Regions from separate parts of the Homo sapiens genome. Here regions 1 and 2 are each linked to region 3. Evidence: read pairs that join two places in POLR2A ChIA-PET (ENCODE). Cell type or tissue: MCF 10A. All regions are shown on one strand. Each heading gives the region's core, and the rest is flanking DNA. Links, peaks and the distances in the headings are about the cores only. Region 1 overlaps ZNF668 (zinc finger protein 668). Region 2 has its middle 48 kb from the start of KRABD5. Region 3 has its middle 6.0 kb from the start of ARMC5.

Region 1 (6,397 bases), core at 784-5,783, 390 kb before region 3:
CTGCAGTCCCAGCTACTAAGGAGGCTGAGGCAGGAGAATGGCGTGAACCCGGGAGGCAGAGCTTGCAGTGAGCTGAGATCACGCCACTGCACTCCAGCCTGGACGACAGAGCGAGACTCCATCTCAAAAAAAAAAAAAGAAAGAAAAGATGGCTGACACAGAGGGCAGAGCTGAGAGCCAAGAGGGCAGAAAAGAGCCATAGAAAACCATTTCCAGGCCTGGAAGCCTAAAGGAATTTCCCAGCTGGATTTGCAGTTGCTTTGGATTGGTGACTCCTTTTTACCTTTCATTGTTAGGGGACCTGCAGGTTCCTTTGCCTGCTGTGCAGCTACAGCTCCATTACACCAAGACAATAGGGATGCAGCAGAGAGAGTTACTGGTGCAGGGCACCTAGTGCAGAGATGGGAAGAGGCCCTCAAATCTATCTCCCCGAGCAATTCTGGGAGAGGGTTTCTAAGGGGACTGTGGAGGGTAGGGGATTGTGGAGGGTAAGGTTTTGGGCAACTGGGTCATTGATTGATTGGGGGAAGGATGTAGAAGCTGCGTTTTTGGGGGAATTAGCTCCTTGTGGGGTCCTTCAGGTCAGCTGAGTCAGTAGTTCCATGAGGACCTGAAGGAATCTCTTTTCTTTTCTTCTTCTTCTTCTTTTTTTTTTTTTTTTTTGAGATGGAGTCTCTCTCTGTCGCCAGGCTAGAGGTGCAGGGGGTCGCAGGCTAGAGGTGCAGTGGCATGATCTTGGCTCACTGCAACCTCCACCTCCCGGGTTCAAGCAATTCTCCTGCCTCAGCCTCCCAAGTAGCTGGGACTAGAGGTGCGTGCCACCACACCCAGCTAATTTTTGTATTTTTAGTAGAGACAGGGTTTCACCATGTTGGCCAGGGTGGTCTCGATCTCTTGACTTCGTGATCGGCCCCCGCCCCACCCTCGGCCTCCCAAAGTGCTGGGATCACAGGAGTGAGCCACGGTGCCCAGCCTTAATTTTTGTATTTTCAGTGGAGACGGGGTTTCACCATGTTGATCAGGCTGGAGTGCAATGGTGCAATCTTGGCTCACTGCAACATTCGCCTCCTGGATTTGAATGATTCTCCTGCCTCAGCCTCCCAAGTAACTGGGATTACAGGAATGCGTCACCACGCCCGGCTAATTTTGTATTTTTTTAGTAGAGACGGGGTTTCACCATGTTGGTCAGGCTGTCTTGAACTTCTGACCTCAAGTGATCCACCTGCTTTGGCCTCCCAGAGTCTGAAGGAATATCTCAAAGGGAACACTTAATGTTGTGTAATGTCCAGGTTGTGATCCATAGAGCAGTTAAAGGTAAAGGTAACTATAATTTTTTTTTTTTTTTTTTAGACAGAGTCTCCCTCTCTGTCACCCAGGCTGGAGTGCAGTTTCACGATCTCGGCGCACTGCAACCTCCGCCTCCCTGGTTCAACCAATTCTCCTGCCTCAGCCTCTCAAGTGTGTGCTGCCATGCCAGGCTAATTTTTTTTTTTAGACGGAGTCTTGCTCTGTCACCCAGGCTGGAGTGCAGTGGCACAATCTCGGCTCACTGCAACCTCCGGCTCCTGGGCTCAAACAATGTGTTTTTTCCCCTAGTACTTTGGTGTTTGATTATCTTTTTTTTTTTTTTTTTTTTTTTTTTGAGATAGAGTCTCGCTCTGTCACCCAGGCTGGAGTGCAGTGGTGCAATCTTAGCTCACTGCAAGCTCTGCCTCCTGGGTTCATCCCATTCTCCTGCCTCAGCCTCCCAAGTAGCTGGGACTACAGGCACCCACCACCACGCCCGGCTAATTTTTTGTATTTTTAGTAGAGACGGGGTTTCACCATGTTAGCCAGGATGGTCTCGATCTCCTGACCTCATGATCTGCCCGCCTCAGCCTCCCAAAGTGCTGGGATTACAGGCGTGAGCCACTGCACCCAGCCTGGTGTTTGATTATCTATTATGTCAAACAGGCTGGGTTTAGTGGCTCACGCCTGTAATCCCAGCACTTTGGGAGACTGAGGTGGGAGGATCACTTGAGCCCAGGAGCTGAAGACCAGCGTAGCAATGTAGCAACTCCCTGCCTCTACAAAAAGTTAAAAAATTTAGCTGGGTGCACCAGTAGACCAGCTCCTCAGGAGGCTGAGGAGGGAGGATCACTCGAGCCCAGGAGTTCAAGGCTGCAGTGAGCTGTGATCATGCCACTGTACTCCAGCCCAGGCAATGGAGCGAGACCCTGTCTCAAAATAAATAAAACATGAAGAATGTCGAACACATTATCTGGTTTTTGTTTTTGTTTTCTTTTTTTGAGATGTTGTCTCGCTCTGTCACCCTGGCTGGAGTGTAGTGGTGCGATCTCGGCTCACTGCAACCTCTGCCTCCCGGGTTCAAGCGATTCTCCCGCCTCAGCCTCCCGAGTAGCTGGGACTACAGGTACGTGCCACCATGCCTGGCTAATTTTTGTTATTTTTTTTTTTTCAGTAGGGACAGGGTTTCGCCATGTTGGCCAGGCTGTTCTGAAACTCCTGACCTCAGATGATCCACCCACCTCGGCCTCCCAAAGTGCTGGGATTACAGGTGTGAGCCATCGTGCCCGGCCTGTTTTAAAAAACCATATTGGCCCAACTCGGTGGCTCATGCCTGTAATCCCAGCACTTTGGGAAGCCAAAGCAGGAGGATTGGTTGAGCTTAGGAGTTTGAGACCATTCTGGGCAACATGGTGAAACCCTGTCTCTGCACAAAAATAGAAAAATTTGCCACCTGTGCTGGTGTGTGCCTGTAGTCCCAGCTACTCTCAAGGCTGAGGGAGGAGGATTGCTTGTAGAGCCTGGGAAGTCGGAGCTGCAGTGAGCCATGATCACACCACCACACTCTAGCCTGACAGAATGAGACCTTATCCCAAAAGAAAAAATAAATGATATTGTATTATATGTGAACTTTGAATTATATTGTGTTGTATCTGAAGTTTGAATTTTCACGTTATGTTTAAAAATCTTGGCTGGGCGTGGTGGGTCACGCCTGTAATCCCAGCACTTTCGGAGGCCAAGGCGGGTGGATCACCTGAGGTCAGGAGTTCGAGACAAGCCTGGCCAACATGGTGAAACCCCGTCTCTACTAAAAATACAAAACTTAGCCGGGCATAGTGACATGCACCTGTAGTTCCAGCTACTCGGGAGGCTGAGGCAGGAGAATCGCTTGAACCCAGGAGGCAGAGGTTGCAGTGAGCTGAGATCGTGGCATTGTACTCCAGTCTGGGCAACAAGAGTGAAACTCCATCTAAAAAATAAAAAAGAAAAAGAAAAAATAATACAAGAAATTAGCCGGGCGTGGTGACAGGCACTTGTAGTCCCTCCCAGCTACTCAGGAGGCTGACGCAAGAGAATTGCTTGAACTTGGGAGGTGGAGGTTGCAGTGAGCTGAGATCGTGCCATTGCACTCTAGCCTGGGAAACAAGAGCAAAACTCAGTCTCAAAAATAAATAGCTTGAACCCGGGAGGCAGAGGTTGCAGTGAGCTGAGATTGCACCACTTCATTCCAGCCTGGGTGATAGAGCAAGACTCTATCTCTAAATAAATAAATAAATAATCCTTTAGGATGGCAATGAATTTAAGGACTAAACTAGGGAGAATCGACTTTTTTTTTTAAAATGGAGTCTTGGTCTGTCGCCCAGACTAGGGTGCAGTGGGCGCCATCTCGGCTCACTGCAACCTCCACCTTCCAGGTTCAAGGGATTCTTGTCCCTCAGCCTCCCAAGTAGCTGGGATTACAGGCACCCGCCACCATGCCTGGCTAATTTTTGTATTTTTAGTAGAGATGGGGTTTCACCATGTTGGCTATGGTTGGCCAGGCTGGTCTTGAACTCCTGACCTGAGGTGATCTGCCTGCCTCGGCCTCCCAAAGTGCTGGGATTACAGGCATGAGCCACTGTACCCAGCCCATTCGACATTATTTATTTATTTATTTATTTATTTATTTTTTGAGGTGGAGTCTCACTCTGTCGCCCAGGCTGGAGTGCAGTGGCACAATCTCGGCTCACTGAAACCTCCGCCTCCCGGGTTCAAGCCGATTCTCCTGCCTCAGTCTCCCGAGTAGCTGAGATTAGAGGCAACCACCACTATACCCGACTAATTTTTGTATTTTTCAGTAGAGATAGGGCTTCACCATGTTGGCCAGGCTGGTCTCGAACTCCTGACGTCAGTTGATCCTCCCACCTCAGCCTCCCAAAATGCTGGAATTAAAGCTGTAAGCCAGCGGGCCTGGTGGACATCTTTTAATAATCAGTCTTTCCATTCAGGTATATGGTATATGTCTCCATTTACTTAGGTCTTATTTCATATCCTTCAGGTTGGAGCTATCATTTCTTTTCATACAGGTTTTGCACATTTCTTGTGAGGTTTATTCCTTCATGGTCCATGGATTTTGTTGTGAATTGGGAATCCTTTTTCCACCAAGTATATTTTCTAATTTGTTACTTTAGTATACAGGAAAGATAACTAATTTTTATCTGCAGTTTATTATCTATGAAAGGATAAAAGTAGAACTACTCAGTAAAAGGTTTCCATAATCAAATAAGTATGGGCTAAACAAAGCTAAACAGATGTGTTCACTGCTGGACTTATCAATGCTTGTGATAATTTTTTTTTTTTTTTTTGAGGCAGAGTTTTGCTCTGTAGCCCAGGCTGGAGTGCAGTGGCGGGATCTTGGCTCACTGCAACCTCCACCTCCCGGGTTCAAGTGATTCTCCTGCCTCAGCCTCCCGAGTAGCTGGGACTATGGCATGCACCACCACATCTGGCTAATTTTTGTAATTTTAATAGAGACAGGGTTTCACCATGTTGACTAGGCTGGTCTCAGAACTGTTGACCTCAGGTGATCTGCCTGCCTCAGCCTCCCAAAGTGCTGGGATTACAGGTGTGAGCCACCACCACCAGGCAATTGAAGACGTATATTCTATGAAGAAATGGGTAGATTTTAATGAACAATACCCCTTTTGTGGGCAGATTCCTAAGTCCCAGGCCCTCACAACAAAGGGGCAGTGGGCCTGGAGATGCCAGCTTCAGCTGCCAGAGGGACTGCTCCTCCAGGGCCACCCCAGCCCACTTTTGATCACCAAGTTTTGATCACCAAGAATCCCAAGAAGGGCACAGGGAATTTCCTTTCTTACCTGCCCATGAAACCTTTTGTCACTAGACATCCTGAAACATACTTTGGGAAACTGCATCCAAAGACCCTTCTAGTTTCAAATCTGTGGATCCAGGGGTCTCCACTGAACCTTACCTGATGCCCAAACTCCCACCCATTCACTCCCAACCAGAACACAGAAGATGACCTGGTGCCAAAATGAAAGCTTTAATGAGTGTTACTCCTAGACAGTCACGTCTCAGCTTCTGCCAGCCTCCACTGTCCCAGCTCTCTTAGCTGGCCGACAGGGGAGCTAGTTGCTGAGGGGTAGGGATCTGGAGTCTAAAGAGCAGAGCCAGGCAAAAGGAGGTACAGGAAGCCCCCGATGGGGGCTGGGCTCCCGGAGTGTGGTGCTGGGGGGTCATGGGCTTCAGGCCGGCCCCTCTTCAGGCATTCCTAGCAAAGCCACCAGGGGCTCCAGGGGTGTGGGGGTCCCCATGGGCACAGGGTGGGTGCGTTCATGCTTGCGCAAGTCGCTGGCACTCAAGAAGGCCTTGGGACAATGGGGGCAGGTGTAGGGGCGCACTGAGCTGTGAGTGCGGCTGTGTTTGCGCAGCCCAGCCCGGTCAGAGAAGCTCTTGCCGCACTGGGTGCAGGGGAAGGGCCGGAGCTCCGGGTGTGAGCGCTCGTGCCGACGCAGCAGCGTCATTGTGGAGAAGGTCTCCTTGCACTCTCGGCACACAAACTGGGGGGGCTTCTCGTCAGCCTCCTCACCCCCCGCCTCGCCTGCCCCTTCCAAGGGACCAGGAGCCTCCCGGACACCAGCATCTTGGCATTCCACATGCTCCACCGTCATGCCCACCACCTGCCACTGTGTGGCCATCACACCACCTGACTCCGGGGGCAGCCCTAGCAGCCCTGCTGGAGGGTCCCCCAGCCCCGCCCCTGCTGCCGGGGCGGCTGAACTCTCACCTGCCACGCCCACAGGCAGCGCCAACCCCACCACCAGCTCCTGTGCAGGGGGCACACCCGCGGCCTCACTGCTTCGATGGGTCCGCTCGTGCTTCCTCAGGCTCGACGACACCACAAAGGATTTCCCACATGCGTTACAGTGGAAGGGGCGCTCCCCCGAGTGCACCCGGCTATGCTTCGTGAGGCTGGCACGCTCGGCGAAGGCTCGCCCGCACTCCTCACAGCGGAAGGGCCGCTGGCCAGAGTGCACCAGCGCGTGCCGCTTGAGGTCCCAGGACGCCACGAACGTCTTGTCACATTGCAGGCACTTGAACGGCCGGTCGC
Region 2 (6,397 bases), core at 674-5,673, 210 kb after region 3:
TTACCCTCATGAACAGTTGGTCTATTGCTTGGAAGGTCTAGCTTAAATTTAAAAGGTGTCACTGTGCATACAGGAATAATTGATTCTGATTATGCCAGAGAGATTCAACTAGTTATTAGTTCCTCAACTCCATGGTCTGCTTCTCCAGGAGGAAGAATTGCTCAGTTGTTGCTGTTACCTTATACAAAACTGGGAAGCAGCACTGTAAAAAGAACAGGAGGCTTTGGTAGTACTAACCCAGCAGGAAAAGCTGTATATTGGGTTAATCAAGTGTCTGATAAGAGACCTATTTGTACAGTAACCATTCAGGGAAAGGACTTTGAAGGGTTAGTAGATACTGGAGCCGATGTTCTTATTATTGCTTTAAATCAATGGCCCCGACACTGGCCCAAACAAAAGGCATCCATCAGTATTGTTGGAGTAGGAGCTGCTTCAGAAGGTTTTCAAAGTTTCTTGATTTTACCATGTCAGGGGCCGGATGGCCAGGAAGGGACAATTTGACCTATTATTACACCTATTCCTGTCAATCTATGGAGTAGAGACTTATTGCAACAATGGGGTGCTGAAATTTCTATTCCTATGGATCAGTATCGTAATAACAGTAAACAAATGATGAAAAATATGGGATATCTCCCTGCAAAAGGATTACGAAAGAATGAAAGTGGCCAACCAGAACCTTTAGAACTAAAAGGGCAAACAGATCAAACTGTATTAGGGTATCATTTTTAGATGTGGCCATTGCTGAGCCGCCCTCTCCCATTCCTCTTGTTTGGCTAACTGCCAAACCAGTTTGGGTGGAGCAATGGCTGCTGAAACAGAAAAAACTGGAGGCTTTTAAAAAATTAGCAGAGGAACAATTGCAAAAGGGACACATAGAGCCTGCTTTCTCCCTTGGAACTCTCTCTTGTGTTTGTTATTAAGAAAAAATCAAGGAAATGGAGAATGTTAACGGATTTGAGGGCAGTTAAAATTAAACCCATGGGTGCACTGCAACCAGGGCTGCCCTCTCCAACAATGATCCCAAAATACTGGCCTCTAATAGTGATAGATTTAAAAGACTGCTTCTTTACCATTCCTTTAGCTTCCAAGATTATGAAAAATTTGCTTTTACTGTTCCTGCTATAAATAACAAATAACCAGTGGACAGATACCATTGGAAAGTATTACCACAAGGCATGTTAAATAGCCTGACTATTTGTCAAACTTATGTCGGAAAAGCTATTAAGCCAGTTAGAGAACAATTTAAAAAATGTTATATTATCCATTACATGGATGATATTTTATGTGCAGCTGAAACTAGGTAGGAATTAATACTATGCTACAAAGAGTTAGAAAAGGCTGTAACTGCAGCAGGATTAATCATAGCCCCCGATAAAATTCAAACCTCTACTCCCTTTCAATATTTAGAAATGAAGGTAGAACAAAGTACTATTAAGCCTCAAAAGGTTCAAATTCGAAGAAATAATTTAAAAACTTTAAATGACTTTCAAAAATTATTGGGAGACATTAATTGGATTCATCCAACCTTAGGCATTCCTACCTATGCTATGTCTCACCTTTTTTCTACCTTATGAGGTGATTCTAACTTAAACAGTAAATGCTCCCTGTCCAAAAAGGCATTAGAGGAACTTCAATTAATTGAAGAAAAAATTCAACAAGCATAAGTAAAATGAATTGACCCTATGCAGCCATTACAGTTTTTAGTTTTTCCAACTAAACATTCACCTACAGGAGTTATTGTTCAACAGGATGATCTGGTTGAGTGGCTTTTTCTACCTCACAATACAACCAAAATGCTTACTCTGAACTTAGATCAAATTGCTGTACTAATAGGACAGGCAAGGCTGAGCACAACAAAGTTAATGGGATATGATCCAAATCACATTATAGTTCCATTAAACAAACAACAAATTCAGCAAGCTTATATTAATTCCCAGGAATGGCAAGTTAATTTGGCAGGTTTTGTTGGTATTCTTGATAATCATTATCCTAAATCTAAGATATTTCAATTTCTAATATTAACATCCTGGATATTGCCTTCTATTACTCAAAAAGCTCATATTGTAGGGTCCATTAGTGTTTTTACTGACGGGTCTAGTAATGAAAAAGCCTCATTTGTGGGACGTCAATAACAAGTTTTTCAAACTGACTTTGCTTCTGCTCAAAGGGCTGAACTTATGGCTGTAATTACAGTACTGAAAACTTTTAAACAGCCAGTTAATATTGTTTCTGATTCAGCTTATGTGGTGCAAGCCACACAAAATATTGAATGTGCTTTAATTCGCAATGTGACTGATGAACAACTTAATCTTTTATTTCGTTCTTTACAACAAAGACATTCCCCTTTCTATATTACTCATGTAAGAGCACACACTAACCCGTCTGGCCCTTTGACTAAACTTAATCAAAGGGCAGATGCACTGGTTTCTGTGGCTTTTGCTGATGCACAAACATTCCATTCCTTAACCCATCTTAAAGCTGTAGGCCTCAGAAAAAGATATGGCTCATCCTGGAAGCAGGCTAAGGAGACTGTAAAACACTGCTTTGCCTGTCAAGTCCTGCATCTGCCACATAAAGGAGCAGGAGTTAACCCTAAAGGTTTATCCCCAAATTCCATCTGGCAGATGGATGTAACACACATTCCTGCTTTTGGAAAATTGTCCTTTGTTCATGTTTCAGGAGATACTTATTCACATTTTATCTGGGCCACATGTCAAAAGAGGAAGCTACAGCTCATGTTAAAAAACATCTTTTCTCTTGCTTTGCAGTTATGGGAATCCCAGAAAAAATCAAAACTGATAATGGTGCAGGGTATTGCAGCAAAGCCATGGCTGCATTTTTTCAGCAGTGGAATATTACTCATACTACAGGTATTCCATAAAACTCACAAGGACAAGCAATAGTTGAATGAGCTAATCATACCTTAAAAACTCAGTTACAAAAACAGAGAGAGGGAGACCAGGACTATAAAACCCCACATATACAATTACACCTAGCTTTATTAACATTACATTTTTTAAATTTACAAAAAGATCAACCCATGACAGCAGCTGAACAACACTTAATAGGACAAAAGGAAAATAAAAAAGCTGGACAAGATATATGGTGGGGGGATGCACATACAAAAAGTTGGGAAAAAGGAAAAATAATTACATGGGGAGGAAGATTTGCTTGTGTCTCTCCAGGTGACAATCAGGTGCCTGTGTGTGTGCCCACCAAACATCTGATGATCTGTCATGAGCCACACCAGGAAGAGAAGACTCTGGGAAGAGCCAGAACTCCTGATACAAGTGATGGCACAAATGAACATCTCAGAGACAAAGGAAAAGACCTGGAATACTCACCAGACAGACCCTCCAAACATGGGGACAAATCAAGAAACTGGCACAGATGGCAGAGGACAATCTGAGAGCACAGAACAAACCAAAAACAACCAGTAACCTGATGGTGGCCATGCTGGCGGTACTCACTGTGGCAGTAAGCCTCCCTACTGTAGGAGCAACTCAAAATTTTACTTATTTGGCATATGTCCCATTTCCTCCTTTAATTAGGTCTGTGAGTTGTATGGACCCTGTTATTGAGGTGTACACCAATGACAGTACCTGGATGCTTGAGCCCATAGATAACTGAGGGCCAATGCATCTTAATGAGGAAGGGAAGAAAATGAATATATCAATAGGATATTAATATCCTCCAATATGCCTAGGACCTGCCACTGGATGCTTACAAATGGGCACACAAGTCTGGTTGGCAGTAATCCCTGGAAAAAATAAATCACAGGCAACTTTACATATGATTTCAGGATAAAGTTTAAAATATAACCATTCTAGCCCTAAAACTCAGCAGTTCCATCCAGACAAACATGAATGTAAACAAAATAGAGTTTGGTTTGAAGGTGTGGATGCTTGGAATTGGGAAAATTGTATAGCAAATAAGGCTGAGGTGTTACAAAATAATTCCTATGGAATTGTCATTGATTGGTCCCCTAAGGGGATTTTTAAGAAAAATTGCACCAGAAGGCCCTCTTGTAGAAAAAATGAAATAAGCCAATGGAATTGTTGGCAAGAGAACCATACATAGTATATTGAGACAGAAGCTGATGGCCCTATCATATGGAGCCCTGGTGGCACTGTCACTCCTAGTCCAAAAATGATATCTCCTGCCATAGGACAGGAGCATTCAGAATTATGAAAATTAGCTATGGCTCAAAGTTCAATCAAAATTTGAGAAGGTAAATATAATAAGTATAAAGGGGAAGGAGGTAAAGATAAATATGTCCTCTCTTTTCTTTCTAACAGGACCTTTTGGATTCAAAGTTGTGTCCTGCCACCTTTTATGTTAGCAATAGGAAATATTACTCTTGACATGAATACCTGTTTTATCACCTGCCACGAATGTCACTTGTTTACTTGCATTAACTCAACCTTTGATAAAAATCAAACTATCTTGTTAATTAGAGCCACAGAAGTTTGGATCCCTGTGTCTCTAAATAGACCATGGGAGGCATCACCATCCATTCATATTATAACTGAGATCCTTAAAAAACTCTTATCTCATTCAAAAAGATTTATAATTGCTCTTATATTTGCTGTAATTGGCCTCATTGCAGTTACCACTACTGCTGCAGTAGCTGGTGCGGCTTTACACTCATCTGCGCAAACTGTTTAATTTGTTGATAAATGGCAAAATAATTATATGAAATTATGGAACTCTCAGGTCCAAACAGATCAAAAGATAGTTAATCAAATTAATGATCTCTGTCAGACAGTAACTTGAATGGGGGATCGCATCATAAGTTTAGAAACTAGAATTCAAATGCAATGTGATTGGAATACATCTGACTTTTGCATTATTCCTCATAGTTACAATGAAACACAACGCCAATGGGAAAGAAATAAATGCCATCTAGAGGGTAGAGAGGAAAATCTCTCCCTTGATATTGTAAAACTGAAAGAGCAGGTTTTTGAAGCCTCTCAGGCTCACTTAACCCTGCTCTCTGGAACTGATATTTTAAGCAAGGCAGCTGATGGGTTGTCTGCAATCAATCCTCTTAAATGGATTAAGACCATTGGAAACGCTACACCTGTAAACCTTGTTCTAATAATTATGTGCTTGTGCTGTCTCGTTTCAGTCTACAGATGCAGAAGCCACCTCTGGAGAGAAAGCCACCGAGTGATCAAACCCAACACCAGGTCATGGGGGCTATGAAGTCCGGCGGAGTCAAAGGAATTAGACAAGACACATTAAGAGTACATAGGGTGAGTCCAGGGGGCCAAGAACAAGCCGAGAACAAGCAATGATAGCTGTGGCAGTTTTGCAGAACAAAAAAGAGAGACATGTTGGCAGAAGATCTGAGGCAGGGCTCGCTTGTCTGACATAATGTAAACGAGTCTTGGAACATGTCCTGGGTCCAGGGTCTAAAACCCCTTGTGGCCTATGGAACACCAAGCTCTGTGCCAAAGGGTGGAAGGCTGCCCTGCCACACTACAATCTAAGCCCAGGGCATAACACCCCTTGTGGCTTGGAGAGAACCCAGGGCTCAGGGCGTAAAACCCCTTGTAGCCTCTGGAATGTGTCCAGACTCGCTGACCCCTTGCTCCTTGATCTCCCAAGATCATAAATTGATTATATCTTGCATCAAAAGAACCTGTTCTCCCTTATTTCAAGTAGCAGAGCATATGCTAAAGCATCACAGTTACGCTTGATGCACTGTTACCTTTCTACCCCCACGTCCTCACGTCCTCACCTGTCTACATCTGCACATCCTCACCACCTGCTTCTTTGTTTGATTACCAATAAATAGTCCCAGAGCTCGGGGCCTTCACTGCCTCCATATGCTAGCATTGGCCCCCTGGACCCACCCTATGTACTCTTAATTTGTTTTGTCTCATTCCTTTGACTCCACCGGACTTCATAGCCCCCATGACCTGGTGTTGGGTTTGATCACCTCAACACCGAGTTTGCAAATATTTTTCCCCATTCCATAGATTGTGCATTAATGCTGTTTCTTGTGCGGTGCAGAAGCTTGTTAGTTTAATTAGGTCCCACTTGTCAATTAGGTCCCGCTTGTCAATTTTTGTTTTTGTTGCAATTGTTTTTGGGGTCTCTGTCATGAAAAGCCTATGTCCAGAATGGTATTTCCTAGGCTTTCTTTTAGGGTTTTTATAGCTTTTGGTTTTATGTTTAAGTCTTTAATCCACCCTGAGTTGATTTTTGTATATGGTGAAATGAAGGGGTTCCATTTCAATCTCATGCCTATAGCTAGCCAATTATCCCAGCACCACTTATTGAATAAGTACTTTTTTCCCCATTGCTTCTAATTGTCAACTCTGTTGAATATCAGATGGTTGTAGGTGTGTGGTTTTATTTTTGGGTTCTCTAACCTGTGTTATTGATC
Region 3 (6,397 bases), core at 706-5,705:
CTGCGAGGAAATAAAAAGAGAAAGGGCCAAGGCCAGGTGCACTGGCTCACACCTGTAATCCCAGCACTTTGGGAGGCCGAGGCAGGCGGATCACGAGGTCAGGAGATCGAGACCATCCTGGCTAACACGGTGAAACCCCGTCTCTACTAAAAATACCAACAAAACAAAACAAAACAAAACAAAACAAAAAAAAACTAGCCTGGTATGGTGGCATGCGCCTGTGGTCCCAGCTACTCAGGAGGGTAAGGCAGGAGAATCGCTTGATCCCAGGAGGTAGAAGTTGCAGTGAGCTGAGATCGCGCCACTGCTCTCCAGCCTAGGCGACAGAGCGAGATTCCATCTCAAAAAAAAAAAAAAAAAAAAAAAAGAGAGAGAGAAAAGGCCAAATATTTCAATTCTAAGGTTTGGAATTTTTTTGTTGTTGTTCTTTTTTATTTTAAGGGGAAAATGTTGAAGCAATTTAAAAGTGTACTGCAGGAGAATAAATATAGCGATATTGTTACCAAAAAAATCCAAAAACCAAAAACCCAAAACCCAAGAACAAAACCTTCCCAAGGTGCTGACAAAGCCCCGAATCTCCAGGCTGCAAACATTCTCCTGGCTGCTCATTTGTGAGGATCCAGTGACCTGTGTCCACTGCTGGGAAGCGAAGGCATCTGCTGGTGTGGTGCAGCCATGCTGGGGGCATGGCGAGGCCTGTGGATGCAGTTCTCTGCGCTCTGCCCTGTGCTCTCTCTGACGTCTTCCACATCCCCACCTCTTCACCCTCTCCGGGGCTTTCTTCTCTACCCATCTAGGGACTACAGCCCAGAAAAATGCTACCACACCACACATTGCATTTAGTTGTCACGACTCTCTAGTCCCCATTATTCCAGAGCATCACCTCAATCATTTCTTGATTCTGATTACCTTAAAACTGTTACACCTGTAGTCCCAGCACTTTGGGAGACTGAGGTGGGAGGATTGCTTGAGCCCAGGAGTTCAGGACCATCCTGGGCAACGTAGCAAGACCCGTCCCTACAAAAAAAAAAAATTAAAAATTAGCTGGGTGTGGTGGCATATGCCTGTAGTCCCAGCTACTTGGGAGGCTGACACAGGAGGATCACCTGAGCCCAGGAAGTCGAGGCTGCAGTGGGCTGTGGTCGCACCACTGCACCCCAGCCTGGGTGAGGGAGAGACCCTATCTCAAAAAACCATAAAAAGCTTTTTGTTATTGGGATGGCACTGCTCCAGGGCTTTCCAGAGCTAGGGAATATATGGACATTTACACACATCTGCGTGCACATACACATATACACACCCATACTAATTTCTATGTCTATCTAAACACTTTCTGAAAATCCTGAGTCTACTCCTATACCTCCAGTTCCAATTCGACACCACAAGGGTCTCCCCACCCACATTTTCTCCCTTTCCCGAGCTGTGTCTCGGTTTTCTCTGACACTGAGAAACCTGGCTGTTATCTTTCAAATGTGTACTTATTTGACCAATAGCTGGTGGAAGCAGTTTCTTATCTCTCTCGCCATCTCCTTCCCGTGGCTGATGCCTTCCTAATCCTATCAGGTTCTGCCATGCCAAGCCAGGCCACCTTCTCGTGTGGACACCCTCCCCCACCTGCTGGAGCTCTGATACATGCTCTGGCCTGCTGCGTCTCACTCCCCACACCCGGCAGAGGCCTCTTTGGCTCTGCCTGCCCCTAGAGGCTGTAAGACAGCATTGTTCAGGAAAGGGAGGAAAGGGAATGGGTGTAGGAAAGGAAGAGCGGATCTCCTTTGAAGAATTATCTTTAAAAAAAATTATTTTTTTAGAGACAGGGTCTCACTCTGTTGCCCAGGCTGGGGTGCAGTGGCACAATCCTAGCTCACTGCAGTCTCAAATTCCTGGGCTCAAGCGGTCCTCCTGCCTCAGCCTCCTGAATAGCTGGGACTACAGTGAACATCACCACACCTGGCTGGTTTTTTAATTTTTTCTAGAGATGGGGTTTGCTATGTTGCCCAGGCTAGTCTCGAACTCCTGGGCTCAAAGCATCCTCTCACCTCAGCCTCTCAAAGTGCTGGGATTATAGGTGTGAGCCACCGCCTTTTTTTTTTTTTCTGATTTACTATAATATTTCTAGTAAGCCATTGGCTTAGAAACCAGATTCACTAATTAATTCATTTACCCTTTCATGATACAAAATTTTTTAACTGAGTGAGGCCTTTCCTGAGAATTGAGCACATGAGCTTTGGTGCATGGACCTGGAAATCTCTGCTTCTTGAACTCCTAGGGGCTTCCTTTACTTCATTCACTCCTGGTGCTCAGCAAATTTCTGAATGGGGGAGGTTGGCCAGCCTGGGAGAGGTCACCCACGCCAGGAAGTCTCAGTACCTCTCTATTTATCCTATCACTTGGGAATCCTCTAGGATCTGTTTCAGGGAGTCTCTGGTTAGCCCTGAGACATAAGTGGTGCGGGTGAGACTCCTGGGGCCTATCTCAGAGGTCCTCACACCCCTGAGATTAAATCAGTCAGGAGGCAGGGTGGAGAGAGGAGTGTCCTATCAGGTCTGAGGAGGTTGTCAACTTCCTGGACTTCTTGCTAAGGACTCCTCTTCCCACCCTTCATGGGTAGCTGAGGTCAGGGAATCTGTAGGGACAAGACTTTCTTTTAAATGCTAATCTGCTGACTAACCCTGAGTCTGGGAATGCCTCCAAAATGTCAAGCTGATGTGTTTTTTTATTTTTTGGTTTTGTTTTTTTTGTTTTTTTTTTGAAACGGAGTCTCACTCTTTCATCCAAACTGGGGTGCAGTGGCACGATCTTGGCTCACTGAAACCTCCACCTCCTGGGTTCAAGCAATTTTCCTGCCTCAACCTCCCAAGTAGCTGGGATTACAGGCACGTGCCACCATGCCTGGCTAATTTTTATATTTTTGGTAGAGACAGGGTTTCACCACGTTGGGCAGCCTGGTCTCGAACTCCTGACCTCAGGTGATCTGCCCACCTCGGCCTCCCAAAGCGCTGGGAATACAGGCGTGAGCCACCGTACCAAGACATCCCACAGCACCAGCCTGTGTGTGTCTCGCCAGGCTCAGAGCTGGGAACCTGGAACCCAGGACTGGGTGAGCTCAGAGACATAACTGTGACTGTACTGGAGTCAGTCTTATGCCCAGAGCTAAGCAGAAGCAGGGCCAGCCCAGAGGAGACGATGTTACCGACTCCCACCCCGTCCTGTCTAGCGCTTAGAGTACCTCTGTACTGGCTTGCTTCCTACAGTTGCTCTGGGAGGAATGTGTGCCAGAGACCCTGACCTCTGACCCAGGCATGCAAGGGTCTGCCTTGCCTAGTTGAGCCTGTGCACTCTGTCTCTGCCTCCCTTCAGATAGGGAAAGGAGCTTCAAATTACGGGGTGATGTCATAGCACGGAGTGGAGATGGGGTGGCAGGGAGACAGGGAGGCTCAGGGAAGGAGGCCAGGTATTTCACAGAGGAGTTCTGGGGGAGAAGAAGGAAAACGGCAGAGAAGGGAACAGGAAGGGGTGAAGGAAAGGGGAAAAGTGCCTTCACTGCATGGAAAGGTCCTTCTCACCCACAGTGGGGTGGGATGGAGACTGTAACCTCAAGTACTTTTCTGCAGGGGACAGGCAAGTAACACATATGAAACGTGCTGAGTCAGGGATGCAAGAGGGAGTGTCCCTGTTCCTATGTCCAGGACAGCCACTACTCAACGAACTGCTGCCATAAAAATCCAATGTTGCAGCATCTTCTGATATAAATAATAAAGCAGGCCGGGTGTGGTGACTGACGCCTGTAATCCTACCACTTTCGGAAGCCGAGGTGGGTGGGGGAGGGAAGGGCCGGGGCAGGGGATCTTTTCTTTTTTTTTTTGAAACGGAGTCTTGCTCTGTCACCCAGGCTGGATTGCAGTGACAGGATCTCCGCCCACTGCAAGCTCTGCCTCCTGGGTTCATGCCATTCTCTTGCCTCAGCCTCTTGAGTAGCTGGAACTATAGGCGCCTGCCACCATTTCCAGCTAATTTTTTGTATTTTTAGTAGAGACAGGATTTCACCTTGTTAGCCAGGAAGGTCTCGATCTCCTGACCTCGTGATCCGCCCACCTAGGCCTCCCAAAGTGCTGGGATTACAGGCGTGAGCCACCGTGCCCGGCCAGGAGGGGATCATTTGAGCCTAGGAGTTCAAGACCAGTCTGCAACCTGGCAAGATCCTGTCTCAATTAAAAAAAAAAAAAAACAAAAAAAACAACAACAAACCAAGCCCCAGAAATCGACTGTGATGTGAAATCTCCTTATTTAAATGTTGGCTCTTTAAAAAAATAAAAAGACCAGGTTAGGTGGCTCACATCTGTAATCCCAGCATTTTGGGAGGCTGAGACCAGAGGAACACTTGAACTCAGGAGTTCAAGACCAGCCTGGGCAACACAGTGAGACCCCGTCTCTACAAAACATTTTTTAAAAATCAAAAAATTAGCCAGGTGTGGTGGTGTATGCCTGTAGTCCCAGCTCCTTGGGAGGTTAAGGTGGGAGGATCACTTGAGCCCAGGAGGTTGAGGCTACAGTGAGCCACAATTGCACCACTGCACTCCAGCCTGGATGACAGAGTGAGATTCTGTCTCAAAAATAAATAAATAAATAAATAAATAAATAAATGGGCATGGTAGCTCACACCTGTAATTCCAGCATTTTGGGAGGCTGAGGCAGGGGGATTGCTTGAGCCTGGAAGTTTCAGAGACCAGCCTGGGCAACAAAATGGAACTCAAAAAGTAAAAATCTTGGCTTGTTTGAAAACACACACACACACACACACACACACACACACACACACACACAGCCAAAACAAATGTGTTTCCCATCTCGGGCTTGGGCACTGGGTCACAAGCTTGGACAGTGAAGCTACTTCTAAACCCAGCACAGGGTACAGTGGATGCAGGACATGGGATAAACTCCTGTTAGATTAAGCCCGTCCCTCTGCTTCTGAGGTCTGGCCTGCCTCGCTGTTCTGGTCAGAACCTGTTTTATGCAATTGGAGAGGAGAGGGGTCCCAGGAGTATTAGCCCTAATGTGAGAAATTAGATTACAGGTCTCTGAAAGGGATTCTGCAAACCAATCCTCCTTCCAAGCCTACTCTACCCATACCTAATATTCTTAAGCAGTTATGAATTTTGCAGAGGTCTACAACACTTGACACTCACTCAAGGCAACTGTGAGGAAACTGAGGCTTAAAGGCCACTAGTAAGCAGTGTAAAAAGGACCTGATCATGACAATTATTCTTTGAGTGCCTACCATGCATGTGCTGGGCTCAGGCCCTTCACTCAAACCCTGGCTCGTACTCTCTGAAGGGTCCTGGGTGAGGAAGATGTCAAGAACCCCATACCTCATCACTGACTCCCTGCCGGGGGCATGTGCTGCTCCCAGCCTGAGATGAGTGCTGTTCATTACACGTCATCTCCATGAAGCCTCCCGCATTTGCTCCAGGAAAGGCCCGTTCGCCACCCTGGCGTCATTCACTCTGTGTTGCTGATATTGAGTCTGTTTCCTTCAAGGGGAAACAGGCTACCCAAGGACTGGGGCTGCTGCCTTCATTTCTGTAACCTCCGGGGGGAGCTCTTGTGTGAGCCGCATGATGGATGCTTGCTAACAGCTCTAGGCAGGAGGCAGAGGGAAACTGAGGTCTGCCGAGTCATCCCTGGCCCAGGTACTTCATGCGTGTGCAGTGTTGCTGTGGAATCTTTACCACAACCTCCCATCCCTGTTTTACAGATGAAGAAACAGGCTCAGAAGAGGCAGACGTGTCTAAGATCACACAAGCCTTGACACCATGAGCTAGAAGCTGAGGGTGAGGTCACTTCACATCCCTTCCCTTTAGGTTCTACTCTATGTGGGTAGCGTCCTCGACACAGAAAGCCTGATAAAAGATGGCAAAATTACCGGGCGTGGTGGCTCATGCCTGTAATCCTAGCACTTTGGGGGGCTGAGGCGGATGGATCACTTGAGGTCAGGAGTTCGAGACCAGCCTGACCAACTAGAGGCTGGTCTTTAGTAGAGGGTTGGTGAAACCCTCTACTAAAAATACAAACACTGGCTGGCATCGTGGCGCAAGCCTGTGGTCCCAGCTACTCGGGAGGCTGAGGCAGGAGAATCACTTTAACCCAGGAGGCGGAGGTTGCAGTGAGCTGAGATCGTGCCACTGCACTCCAGCCTGGGCAACAGAGTGAGACTCCGTCTCAAAAAAAAAAAAAAAAAAAAAAAAAAAAGATGGTAAAATTTGGGGGCAGCAGACCAGATGCCTGGACTGATGGTAGGACTGTCCCACAAGGGGTGGACATTAGGTCCTTGAAACAGACAACTCCCTCCCCCAGCAGGGAAGGGAAGGGCCTCAGAGCTTGGTGTCTACTCTGAGCACAG

What was found. Peaks named below come from ENCODE experiments on the same cell type or tissue, not always from the same donor. Only the 100,000 strongest peaks of a DNase experiment are listed, where the experiment ranks them.
Region 1: POLR2A ChIA-PET joins it to region 3 with 5 read pairs; 3 of 35 experiments call an interaction of 5 or more read pairs at or near these places.
Region 2: POLR2A ChIA-PET joins it to region 3 with 5 read pairs; 2 of 35 experiments call an interaction of 5 or more read pairs at or near these places.

What each region holds. Positions count from the first base shown.
Region 1 is chr16:31,055,537-31,061,933 of GRCh38, forward strand. ZNF668 (zinc finger protein 668) reads right to left here. Exons shown (of 3, transcript NM_024706.5): 3 at 5,311-6,397. The coding sequence ends at 5,532. Among named protein-coding and RNA genes, the nearest start is that of ZNF668, 16 kb to the right of the region's middle. In MCF 10A, for the core only: no CTCF peak of the experiment used is centred there; no DNase peak of the experiment used is centred there.
Region 2 is chr16:31,662,440-31,668,836 of GRCh38, forward strand. No RefSeq gene overlaps it. Among named protein-coding and RNA genes, the nearest start is that of KRABD5, 48 kb to the right of the region's middle. In MCF 10A, for the core only: no CTCF peak of the experiment used is centred there; no DNase peak of the experiment used is centred there.
Region 3 is chr16:31,450,265-31,456,661 of GRCh38, forward strand. No RefSeq gene overlaps it. Among named protein-coding and RNA genes, the nearest start is that of ARMC5, 6.0 kb to the right of the region's middle. RefSeq lists enhancers at 1,544-1,838, 2,419-3,191, 3,192-3,963. In MCF 10A, for the core only: CTCF peaks have their summits at 1,713 and 1,918; DNase peaks (open chromatin) are centred at 1,667, 2,617 and 3,757.